Linked DNA regions of Homo sapiens: all the other regions are linked to region 3. Evidence: chromatin contacts called from ENCODE Hi-C or POLR2A ChIA-PET data. All regions are on one chromosome and are shown on one strand. Each heading gives the region's core, a stretch centred on a gene start or an enhancer-like site at or near the end of the contact. The rest is flanking DNA. Distances are from core to core; before and after follow the strand shown.

What was found. Hi-C counts contacts between places; a loop is a spot of excess contacts on that map. ChIA-PET counts read pairs that join two places held with the same protein, here RNA polymerase II (POLR2A). Pooled maps may share reads with other maps.
Region 1: a pooled map shows a loop between it and region 3 (9-fold over the local background). The contact joins two enhancer-like sites. A Hi-C loop is called at or near these places in 2 of 37 single-sample maps with no recorded cell type and 2 of 50 pooled maps. POLR2A ChIA-PET finds 5 or more read pairs at or near these places in 1 of 52 experiments (H1).
Region 2: a pooled map shows a loop between it and region 3 (3-fold over the local background). The contact joins two enhancer-like sites. A Hi-C loop is called at or near these places in 3 of 37 single-sample maps with no recorded cell type and 3 of 50 pooled maps. POLR2A ChIA-PET finds 5 or more read pairs at or near these places in 3 of 52 experiments (OCI-LY7, Panc1 and activated naive CD4-positive, alpha-beta T cell).

What each region holds. Positions count from the first base shown.
Region 1 is chr9:112,768,953-112,773,446 of GRCh38, forward strand. The region is part of intron 1 of SNX30 (sorting nexin family member 30); the gene reads left to right. Among named protein-coding and RNA genes, the nearest start is that of SNX30, 20 kb to the left of the region's middle. Within about 2 kb of position 3,144, at least 2 of the 41 ENCODE cell types and tissues checked have a DNase peak (open chromatin) inside an H3K27ac peak, as active enhancers do.
Region 2 is chr9:112,790,664-112,794,885 of GRCh38, forward strand. The region is part of intron 1 of SNX30 (sorting nexin family member 30); the gene reads left to right. Among named protein-coding and RNA genes, the nearest start is that of SNX30, 42 kb to the left of the region's middle. Within about 2 kb of position 2,733, at least 2 of the 41 ENCODE cell types and tissues checked have a DNase peak (open chromatin) inside an H3K27ac peak, as active enhancers do.
Region 3 is chr9:112,138,999-112,143,139 of GRCh38, forward strand. SUSD1 (sushi domain containing 1) reads right to left here. Exons shown (of 17, transcript NM_022486.5): 5 at 3,322-3,501. Among named protein-coding and RNA genes, the nearest start is that of SUSD1, 34 kb to the right of the region's middle. Within about 2 kb of position 1,658, at least 2 of the 41 ENCODE cell types and tissues checked have a DNase peak (open chromatin) inside an H3K27ac peak, as active enhancers do.

The DNA.
Region 1 (4,494 bases), core at 1,894-4,393, 630 kb after region 3:
TCTAACGGGCAGCCAAGATTGAGATCAGTTGACTTAGGAGAATTCTCTAATTCACTCAGAGGAAGTTCACTATCAGACAAGCATGCTTTCAGCTTTTCTCATTCAGCCTTGCCCAGTAGGTGTAGTTTCATATATGGCTAATGGTACAAACACCTGTGGAGGCAATTTGGCAACATATATCAAAATTACAAATACGTATGTTTCTTTTGATTCAACAAGTTCTTTTCTGTTTGTGTCTGTCCTGCGGATAAACTAGCATGTGAAGGGAGAAGGCTTTCTTTCCTCTCCACCTCTAGTTAACATCATTCAAGACCTCTACATTGAGGTCGTTTCTGTCTTTTGATCCTCCCTTCACTTGCAGAAGTGCTTGGCCGCATAGCATCCTGGGCTGTGGGGCTGGCACTTGGCATCACTTCTCCATCACTGCAGTGCCATCCTGCAGGAAAGTGTCCACTTCCCCAAGAGCTTGATGCCAGGAGTCTCCACTACTGTGGGTGCAGCCATGTCCATGCAGTCATCCTGAGGGCACAACTAAGGCATCTCTGTAGCTTGGCATGGACCAGGCACCACCCTGGCACAGACAGGAAGAGCTGAATCTTCACTTGGCTTCTGGGATTCCACTCACTGTTGGTTCCTTATGTACCTTACTGGCTGTTCCTCCTCTGTCTCCTTGGCTGGTTCCGTCTCATCTCCCTAGCTCTAAATGTTGGACTGCTGTAGGACTCCATTCTGATATGGCCTCTCTTCATCTGCATGGTGTCCCTAAGCAATCTCATCCAGCCTCACACATCTACACACTGATAACTCCAGGCCAGAAACCTCTCTCCTGAATTCCAAATTCCTGTCTCCCACTGCCTTCTTGATGTTTAACCCTGCATCTCCAACAGGCATGTCAAGCTAGTTATCTAGCTCACTCTTAATTCCAAGGATAAGCCTTGGAATTAGCCTCGGCTCTTCCCTTTTTCATCCCATACCTAAGCCATCAGCAAGTGCTTCTGAAATACCATGTCCAGAATCTCATCACTTCTCACTCTCTCCACTGCTGCTACCCTGACTGCTGTCATCCCCTCTTGCCTGCATTACTGTACCAGCCGCCTGACTCGTCTTCCTGCTTCCACCTTCCCACCTTCAGTCATATATCCAGGCAGCAACCGGAGGGATTATTTAAAACATAAGAAACATCAGTCGCATCATGTCTCTTGCTTTTTAAATTTAATTAATTAATTAATTAATTTTTGAGATGGAGTCTCACTCTGTTGGCCAGGCTGGAGTGTTGTGGTGCGGTTTCGACTCACTGCAACCTCTGTTTCCTGGGTGCAAGCAATTCTCCTGCCTCAGCCTCCCGAGTAGCTGGGATTACAGGCACCTGCCACCACACCCGACTAATTTTTTGTATTTTTAGTAGAGATGGGGTTTCACCATGTTGGCCAGGCTGGTCTCGAACTCCCGACCTTGTGATCTGCCCACCTCGTCCCCCCAAAGTGCTGGGATTACAGGTATGAGCCACCGCGCCTGGCCTCTTTTTTGCTTTTGCTTGAAACCATCCAGAGACTTCTCAGTTCTCACACATTCCCCTCAAATCCTCCATGGGCTCCAAGTACATGGGTAATCTGGCTCTGCTGCTTCTCTGGCCTCCGTCCACTTCTCTCTCCCCCTGCCCACTCCCTTGCCTCACGCCTTTTGGCCCAGACAGCCTGCAGGCTTGTTCATCTATTTCATTCAGGCCTCCCCCAACCTCCCTGTATAAACTAGTAGCAGCCCCTGGCCGGGCGCGGTGGCTCACGCCTGTAATCCCAGCACTTTGGGAGGCCGAGGCAGGCGGATCACGAGGTCAAGAGATAGAGACCATCCTGGCCAACATGGTGAAACCCCATCTCTACTAAAAATACAAAAATTAGCTGGGCGTGGTGGCGCGTGCCTGTAGTCCCAGCTACTCAGGAGGCTGAGGCAGGAGAATCTCTTGAACCCAGGAGGCAGAAGTTGCAGTGAGCCGAGATCGGGCCACTGCACTCCAGCCTGGTGACAGAGTGAGACTCTGTGTCAAAAACAAACAAATAAACAAACAAACAAAAAACAAACTAGTAGCAGACCCCTCCCTGCCCAGTTATTCTCCCCCTTTACCTGGCTTTAATCTTGCTTCGCAGAACTTAAACCACCAGACATACTTGGTTTACTTTCTCCAGTACTGTGCTGTAAACTTCTTGAAGGCAAGGGGCCTGATCTGGTTTGCTTATTGCTAAATTTCCATGCATGAACCAAACCTGGTATGGGTGGAGTATACAGATATTTGGTGACTCAATAAATGGACCCGTGCTAAATGCTGTGTGTATAAGGATACCTGTTGCAGTATTATTTTTAATAGCAAAAGATAAAAGCTTATATGGCTATTAGTAGGGTGCTGGTTTTGTAAACTATGGTAGTTTTTGAAATGTGGTATTAAAAGGAATAAGGCAGCCCTGTATATACTTATATGCAACAATGGAAAAAAACGTTAAGTTGAAAAAATGTATAAATCGTGTATAGTCTGTCTTGCGTGTGTGTGAAAGAATTTATGTCAGTATGTCTGCCAGCCTTGGAAGGATGCAGCATTGCTGTGTCAGAAGGGTCCTTCTCCCAGCCTTCAAGAGTATAGTCTCCCCGGGTGGCTATTTGACCAAATTAGGGAGAAAGAATCTTCCCTCTCTCTTTCTAATTTGGTTAATAATGGTTGATACCAAACAAACTCTGATCATGCTTCAAAAAAAGGGGCCAGTGAGGGCTCTCACTCATAGTCCTGTTGAGCAGTTATGACTGTTTTTGAGAAGGGATAACAGCCACATTTTCATAACTGCTCAAAACCCCAAAGAGATAAGGCTAAACTGTGACAAAGGGAAAAAAGAGACAGTGCTTTTCTGGTAGTTTTTCAAATCTGTTCAGGTCAAATATGGGTGAATGTTGGCTTGTGGTGAGTTTTACCCTTTCCCTCTGTGGTCAATTTTGTGAACTTTTTGTTCTGGCTTGAGACATTCTTTTTTTTCCTGGTTCAAGTCATGGAGCAGGGGCAAACCTTCGGTTGTTTCACAGTTGTCCAGACTTTATTGGACCCCATTTCATGCCCTTGCCCTCATCCTTCCTGGCAGAGGACTTTCCTTGCCTAGAACATTGCCAGTCTCCGTGAAAGAGGAAGAGGTGTTTTCAGCCCGGTGACGTTAGCTCTGTTCTGGTTTCCTTTAGAACAATCCTTATTCTAGTGAGGGGTTACTCTAGCTTCATTTCAGTTTCTCCCCAGAGAGAGGAACGACCAACTTGTCAACAAGTGGAAATGGAAGAAGTGTTTCTGGGAGGTGGCTCTGTTGGGGATTAGACTGACACCTCTTTGTAAGAGGATGCAGTTGAGTTGCCTTCACTCTTCTGCTGTAACCAGATCCTCCTCTCCAGGTGTGCTGGGAGACCTGGCACATTATTTTAGGTATTCTTGAAGCTTTTTGAGTAACCTAGAAAGTATCTCATATAGTATGATAGGCTAGACATTGTTTAGATTTGTGGATTGACAGGTGTGGGGCTGTGGTACTCGTGTGTGCGTGTGGAGATATCTAGGCGTGTCTCCCCTGCCATGGTTTGAGCAAAATGGTCACATCTTCACTTCCAGTCTGACTCTGAAGAACAAGGTAGCCACTGTATTTTGCTTTTCTCAAATCATTCAAATTCTCTTAGATTTTGCTGTACCCAGTACTGAGTGTGAGTAGAAAGGGTAATGTTTATTAAAGATACATTGCAGTATCCCAAGATCGTAAGTTATGAAAGCAATGTTTGCATTTCACATAAACCAGTTTTGTTACTACATAAACGAATATGTCTTCAAGTGTTGATCCTGGCGTGTTTGCTCCTTGATTTAAAACAAAAACACATTTCCCATTTTAAATTCTCCTTGTGTTTAAATTATGAAAAGGCTACTTGAAAAGTCTTGCTATTGATTTATTCGTGAATCAAGGAACTTCCCAGCTATCTGTAGATTTGTGGTGTTGCAGTAAATGGGTCAAGAGAATCTGTTAATCTGTTAATTGTGAGAAACAATGTTGCCAGAAGCTAAATGAATAAAGCATACTTACCACCTCTTGTTCCAAAGCAAGGAAGCACACTGTGTAAAGAAGTTGAGAATTGTTAGAGAGGTTGGTTAGAGCAATGTAGGTGTGAGGCCGTTGCAGCTGCGTAGAGAGAATAGAGCCTTTAGAGTTGGCCAAGGGAGTTCTAATATAATCACTTACTGGCTGGCAATCACTTACCTCCTCTGAACCCTGTTGTCCCATCCATAAAATGGGGTTAATAATAGTACCTGTCTCATAAGGTTGTTTTGATAGCTTAATAAGGTTATGTACAATAGGGTCCAAAATCTCTTCTCATAACTGATAGTCATAACTCATATGAACAACATACTTTATATGGCTACAAAGAAGATTATTTGCTTTTTTTTTTTAAGAGATAGGATCTCGCTTTGTCATTCAAGCTGGAGTGCAG
Region 2 (4,222 bases), core at 1,483-3,982, 650 kb after region 3:
ATCCTTTTAAAGGATGGGAAGTTCATAATTATGAACACTAATGCAATCTACCATATAGTCTTTGTCCTCCACTTCTTTCCCAGAACATTTAGTAAATATAGCAGTTCATGTTTACCATTTAAAAATGCTTTAAACACATTTGCTCCCTATTATGTATATTACAAATTTTAGATAATTTGGGAGGAGCCTGACCTATTGCCATGAACTCATGTGGCAGATCACTGTATGAGTTCAAGTATTCTTCTCTATATTATTGCGGTAACTAGACTTTCCAGAATGGTTTTGAATTATGGCAAATACTTTATATCTGAATGTAGTGGACATGGCTTTGTGATTTAAAAGGTCTTCATTTTTAAAATATGTCCACTACATTTTTTATTGTTTTATTGTTATTGGAGATAATTTACAGAGCATGAAATTCACCATTTTAAGGTATATAATTGAGTGTATATTCACAGGGTTGTGCAACCATCATCGCTATCTAATTTTAGAATATTTTGTCACCCCAAAAAGAAATTTGGTCTTTATTAAGCTGGCTCTCCCTGTTCCCCCTACCTGTAGCCCCTGGCAACCAAGTCTGCTTTCTGTCTCTCAGGATTTGCCTGTTCTGACATTTCATATAAATGGAATTATATAGCATGTGGCTTTTCTCATCTAGCTTCGTTCACTTAGAATAATGTCTTCAAGATTAATTGCTGATGTTTTCTGATAAATACTTTTAAACATATTTAGGAACTTTTTTTTTTTTTTTTTTTTTTTTTTTTTGAGACGGAGCCTTGCTCTGTCGCCAGGCTGGAGTGCAGTGGCGCAATTGCGCTGCTCACTGCAACCTCCGCCTCCTGGGTTCAAGCGATTCTCCTGCCTCAGTCTCCCAAGTAGCTGAGACTACAGGTGTGTGCCACCACGCCCAGCTAATTTTTGTATTTTTAGTAGAGATGGGGTTTCACCATGTTGGCCAGGCTGGTTTCAATCTTTGACCTCGTGATCCACCCGCCTTGGCCTCTCAAAGTACTGGGATTACAGGCATGAGCCACTGCACCTGGCCGGGAACTTTCTTTTTACTTCTTAATTTTACTTAGAGATTTAAATGGAATGGCTGATATGAGTGATGCCAGTAAATATTTTGGTAGTTTTGGACATGAGTATCTTCAACAGTGGTTGAAGTAATGTATATTAATGTAATATAGTGTAATGAAGTAATGTTATTAATGTAATAAATTGTATTGATAAATTTCCTAATGTTAAATCATTCTTGCTTCCCTGGAATACATTTGACTTGATCCTGGTATATATTTTTTTTCCAAAAATTCTTTTAGTGTACTGTTAGTTGTTACTTTATTAATGATGTTTATGCTTGTTCTCAGTTTTCTTTTTTGTCCTAATATTTTGATACCGGATATAGATAGTCATCATGAAATGATTTGAAAGGTTTCTGCATTTTAAAATTATGTCTTAGAATATTTGAATAAAGTAGGACTTACTCTTTGAAGGTTCATGAGTGCTCACTGTGAAACACTTGGGACCCAGCTTACCTCTTCGTGGATGTTCTCTGACAACAGTTTTGTGGTTATTTATCTGTTTAGGTTTTTTCTCTCTATTTAATTTCACCTTGATCACATAATTTTTCCTAGAAAGCCAGCTAGCTCATATAGATGTCCAAATTTGTTGGCATAGTTATTCACAGCACAACCTTTTAATTTACAATCATACATAGACACAAGTTCTAAATAGTTATTGCCTGTTCCCTTTTTCCATTTTCCTCTTTTTTTATTTTTTATTGAGACAGCATCTCTCTCCGTCGCCCAGCCTGGAGTACAATGGTGCGATCTCTGCTCACTGCAACCTCTGCCTCCTAGGTTCAAGCAATTCTCATGCCTCAGCCTCCTGAGTAGCTGTGACTACAGGCTTGAGCCACCACGCCTGGCTAACTTTTTGTATTTTTACTAGAGACAGGGTTTCCCCATGCTGCTCAGGCTGGTCTTGAGCTCCTGGGCTCAAGCAATCCACCTGCCTCGGTCTCCCAAAGTGCTGGGATTATAGGTTTGAGGCCACTACACCTGGGCCATTTTCCTTTTTCTATATTGTTCAGATTTCCTAAGTTTTAGTTTATCTGATTCATCTTTCAGAAGAATTAAATTTTGCTTTTGTTTATAACTTTTGTTCTTTTCTGTTTTAATTTATGCTTTCATTTTTAGATTCTCTTTCCACTTTCTTTAGGCTTTTTTTTTTCTTTTTCTTTTAATGGGAACACAGAGTAAGTCTGGCCTAAAGGGTTCTGTTTTATGGGCTTCATCTTTTTCAAATGCATGTTTATCTGTTATTGAGGACTCTTGCTTTTTTTGTGTTTTGGTTTTCTTAGGTCTGAGTGATGAGCTAATGCCATTTTGAGTTGTTTTTATGGTTTACTTGCCTCTGATGAGATAATAATTCAGACCTGCTATTTGCCCCCATCAGAACAAGTGGATTATATTGGATCCTCTGTGTTTCTACTTGATGTTGTTAGCATTGTCTTAGATCCATAGATTACTAGTTATCTGTCAGATGGGAAAGAAGCCTGGCTTTCTCTGTGTTTTAGCTGCTCCCCCCATCTCAGTAGAGCTCAGTCCCCCCAGCATTTGCAGTCTGGCCTGCTTTGGGCTTGTTGGACACACCCCAGGGCAGCCAACCCAGATGCCTTCATGTTCCTATGAGCTGCTGCTTCCATCTCTACCCATCATGCGGGGGGAGAAGGCCATGTGGGCGGGGTGCCCTCTGCTGGTGGCCCACACTTGGTGTATTTGCCTGTGCTTGGCATCCCCTTGGTCACAGTCACAGCAGCCAACTCCTTGGTGGTCCTGGATTGCCCCACTGCCAAACCTTCCATGTCCTCTACTCCCCACTGACAATCACACTTTCAAATTAGCGTGCGTGTAAAGGGGGTTCAAGGACATTTTCTACTTATTAAGTAACCTCAATAACCTGAAGTAACTTCGGTGACATGGGTTAGATTCCTCTGGGTTCTTTTTTCAGTTGTGGCCCAGGTAGAACCAGTAGACAGCCTTTGAGACCTTTGGCATTTGGATGGCACCCTTTCCTCATTTCCAGTATTGATATGACTCCAGTCACTGTTTTTCTTGTTCTTTTTACCTCCACTGTTTTTTGTTTTTTTTTTTTTCTTTCATTCTCTAGGTTAAATTAGTATCTGGAGGGTGGAAAAAGGGAGAACGCAGAGGCTTGTGTTCAACTCACTGAGTTTATCTAGAGGTCTAGCTTTCTAATTTTTTAAACAAGTGTGTCACATTACACATACAAACATGACCGCTTCCTGGTTATTGAGCCTTTGGGATTTTTCTAGGTTTCACTCTGTGTTCTTTGTATCATGAACATCTTTGAACAGAACATTTTTGAGATTATCCCTTTGAGTTTATTCTCCAAAGTGGGCTTAGCTTTAGTTTTACAACAAAATCAACAATCAAGAATATTCAGTTTGTATAGAACACATTCATTCATTTTTTTTCTTTTTTTTTGAGATGGAGTCTTGCTCTTGTCGCATAGGTTGGAGTGCAGTGGCGTGATCTCAGGTCACTGCACCCGCCGCCTCCCAAGTTCAAGCAGTTCTCCTGCCTCAGCCTCCTGAGTAGCGGGGATTACAGACGTGTGCCAACACCCCTGGCTAATTTTTGTATTTTTAGTAGAGATGGGGTTTTACCATGTTGGTCAGGTTGGTCTTGAACTCCTGACCTCGTGATCCACCCGCCTCGACCTCCCAAAGTGCTGGGATTACAGGTGTGAGCCACTGCGCGTGGCCAACACATTCTTTAAGCATCTGCTGTGTACCTGGCACGAGGGGGGTAAATTAAGAAAAGTAATATGCAGTCTGTGTATTCAGAGAGCCATCATTTTACCCTTAACGTAAAGATGCCTTGAGAGGCTTTGTCAGGCTCCTCTGAGACTAGATCATTCACTTGCCCATATTCCTCCAATAGAATCAAAAAGAGAAATTAGATTGTTTTAGCATAACTTATTTTTATTAAAACTATATTGGCTCCTAGTCTATACCACTCTCTTCATAAATCATATGTTTAATGTAATATAAAATTTTGCCAGTGATTTATGTTAATTTAATATTCTGTCTTGTGGCTGGCTGACCATAATGGTGTATCTTAAAATTGAAATTCTTTGAACCAGAGGAGTTTGTAAAGCAACCTCACTCTGCATCTGTCTTCCTAGGGTAAAGTAAAAG
Region 3 (4,141 bases), core at 408-2,907:
TAATTTACCAAAATTGATCTTAAGAGGGAAAGAAAAAGAATGGACATGATTAGATATACCAGCAAGTATAGGAAGAATTTAAAAGTAGTCCAAATAGTCCAAGGGCTACCTCTCCAATAGTGCCACATCCAGATGGTTTTATAGGTGAAATCTCCCAAATCTTTAAAAATTCTATTTGTAGTATTCCAGAAATAGAGAAAGAAGGAAATTTTTACATTCTTTTTTTTAAAATTCAGAATAACATTAATACCGAACTGAACAAAGATGGCACAGGAAAAGAAAATAGAGCAATTTCACTTATGAATATCAATGCAAGATTTATAAGTAAAATTTAGCAAATATAATCCAAATGAAAGGAATAAAACACCAAAAACCCAGATTAATTCATTCCAGCAATTAGTACTGATCATTATCAGGAAATCTAACAATATAACCCACACATTATTATTATTATTTTTTCTTTATGAGATAGGATCTTGCTCTGTCACCCAGGCTGGAGGGCAGGGTGTGATCATGGCTCACTGCAGCCTCAACCTCACAGGCTCAAGTGGTCCTCCCACCTCAGCCTCCCAAGTAGCTGGGACTATAGGCATGCACCACCACTCCCAGGCTGGTCTTGAACTCCTGGGCTCAAGCTATCTGCCTGCCTGGGCCTCCCAGAGTGCTGGAATTACAGACATGAGCCACTGCATCTGGCCACATCGTTATTTAAAAGAAGAAAAAAAATATATAATCACCTGCCTAAAAGACATGATAAAAATAACTTATTTCCAATTAAAAAAAAAAGAAATTCCTAAACAGTGGGAATAGATTGATGTTTCCTTTAGATTATGGACATATAGCCAAAAACTAGAAAAATGGTAATTAAAAAAATTTTTTTTCACTTTTCAGATGGAAACAGGCACATAAAATGATAATATTTGTAGACAGAGAAACAGAAAACCAGGTCAAGTGTGGTGGCTCATGCCTGGAATCCCAGCACTGTGGGAGGCAGAGACAGGCAGATCACTTGAACCCAGGAGTTCAAGACCAGCCTGGGCAACATGGCGAAACCCCATCTCTATAAAAAATACAAAAATTGGGGCCGGGCGCGGTGGCTCACGCCTGTAATCCCAGCACTTTGGGAGGCCGAGGCGGGTGGATCATGAGGTCAGGAGATCGAGACCATCCTGGCTAACAAGGTGAAACCCCGTCTCTACCAAAAATACAAAAAATTAGCCGGGCGCGGTGGCGGGCGCCTGTAGTCCCAGCTACTGGGGAGGCTGAGGCAGGAGAATGGCGTGAACCCGGGAAGCGGAGCTTGCCGTGAGCCGAGATTGCGCCACTGCAGTCCGCAGTCCGGCCTGGGCGACAGAGCGAGACTCCGTCTCCAAAAAAAAAAAAAATACAAAAATTGTCCAGGCATGGTAGTTCGTGCCTGTAGTCCAGTTACTCAGGAGGCTGAGGTGGGAGGATGGCTTGAGCCCAGGAGCACCAGTGCACTCGAGTCTGGGTGGCAGAGCAAGACTCTGTCTCAAAAAAAAAAAGAAAAAAGAAAAGAAAAGAAAGGAAAAAGGAAAAGGAAAAAGAAACAGAAAGCCAAAATTTTTAAAAAACTAACCAAAAGCCAGTGTCACCATAAAAGCAGAAGCAGCAAAACAAAGTGGCTGAAAATAATTCTGAAACTAGAATTCCTGGGTTCAAGTTCAGCTCTGTCTCTAGTTGTGTGACCTTAAACAAATTACAGTCATGCATCATTTAACAATCTGCATACATTTTGAGAAATGCATCATTAGGCAATTCCTTCATTGTGTGAAGTCACAGAGTGTACTTACACAAACCTAGATAGTAGAGCCTGCTACTCACTTAGGCTGTATGGTATACCTATTGCTCCTAGGCTACAAATTCACACAGCATGTTACTATACTGATTACTGTAGGCAACTATAACACAATAAGAAGTACTTATATATCTAAATATAGAAATGATACAGTAAAAATACAGAATAAAAGATAAAAAAATGATACACCTGTAATAGGGCACTTACCATGAATGGAGCTTGCAGGACTGGAAGTTGGTCTGGGTGAGTCAGTGAGTGAATAGTGAGTGAATGTGAAGGCCTAGGACATTACTGTACACTTTTATGTATAGTAATGTACATACAGTAATATACATACAGTAATGTACTTGCTGGCAGAGCAGTAAGTTTGTTTACACCAGCAATGCCACAAACACGTGAGTGTGATGCACTACAACATTATGATGGCTACGATGTCACTAGGCAATAGGAATTTTTCAGTCTCATTATGATCTTATGGGACCACTACAATGTGGTCCATCATCATATATAAAGTGCTTAAAATAATACTTGGCACACAGTGCCATATGAGTAGACATGATTAGATATGCCAAATATCAGCCAGGCGCAGTGGCTCACACCTGTAATCCCAGCACTGTGGGAGGCCAACACGGGCAGATAACTTAAGGTCAGGAGTTCAAGACTAGCCTGGCCAACACGGTGAAACCCCATCTTTACTAAAAACACAAAAATTAGCCGGGTGTAGTGGTGGGTGCCTGTAATCCCAGCTACTCGAGTGGATGAGTCATGAGAATCGCTTGAACCCAGGAGGCAGAGGTTGCAGTGAGCCAAGGTTGTGCCACTACACTGCAGACTGGGTGACAAAGCGAGATTCTGTCTCAAAAACTATATATATATATAAAAAATATATAATATATTACATGTAATGTATTATATATAATATATATTACATGTAATATATAATATATAATACATTACATGTAATATATTACATATATTGTATATATTGTATATTATATATAATATATGTTATTCCCACATGACGTTTTTATATATATATGTATATATATACATATATGTGTGTGTATATATATGTATATATATATGTTCATTCCCACATGACTTCTGGGAATATATATATATATATACACCTAACATCAAAAAACTAACATCAGGAATGAAGAAACACCCAAACCATTTCCCTAATAGTCAGGAATAAAAAAATAATATTCAAAGGCAACACTACCATTTAAGTCTTTGTTCTAAAAATACAAAGTGATCAATCAAGAGAAAAACATAACTATTATAAAGAAAGAAAAATTTATGAATGGAATTATGATTTGCAGATGATATGATACTATTCCTGAAAAATCAAGAAAATCACCTGAAAATCTATGAGAAACAAATAGGAATTTTAAAGGTTTACTTAACTCATTTATTCCCTGAAACTGAAATTTAGAGAAAAATATGAAAACAGTTTCAAGGTGGTATGAATTGGGAACCTGTATTTTTTGAAAACTCACCTTGGCAATGTAATTTTGGGGACTCCCATGTGCCCAGGCCTGTGCAGCTTGAAACTGTATCTTCTGGAACACTGAAGAATCCTTCTCTGCAAGCATAACGAACCTGGCTGCCCAGACTAGACGTATAATTTCCTATGATATAGCCATCTGGAACCTCAGGAGGGGTACCACAGTCTATTTCTGAAAATAAATTAATGTCAAATTCATTACCTCGTGAATGTAAATCTTCAAAATTCACAATCTCTCTCCACCTCTACCCTATTCCTCACACACACACACCCCCGAGCCATATTTTAAGTACACTGGTTCATTCCCACATGACTTCTGGGAACATTTCCAACAATTGTCTTTATTCAATCTTTTGGCCTTCCATAGGTAAAGCATCTATACATGCACAAAGCTGAAATAACTTAGCAATCAACCCTCACTAATTTACACTAACTAAAGAGAAGCCTTGTCCAGTGAAATAAAAAATCTGAATTGCAAAATACCTTAAGATATATGTACCTTGATTATTTTCAGGGTCACTTTTGAGATGCAGGGACCTTACCAAATCATTGGCATTTACTATCTAACATAGTAGTTAATATCGGAATATCTATTAACTGCTAATAAAAATCCTTTAAGTTTATGAATTTTAGCTTTTTTTTTTTTTTTTTTTTTTTTTTTTTTTTTTTTTTTTAAGACAGAGATCTCACTCTGTTGTCCAGGCTGGAGTGCAATGGCATGATCTCGGCTCATTGCAACCTCTGTCTCCTGGGTTCAAGAAATTCTCATGCCTCAGCCTCCTGAGTAGCTGGGATTACAGGTGCCCACCACC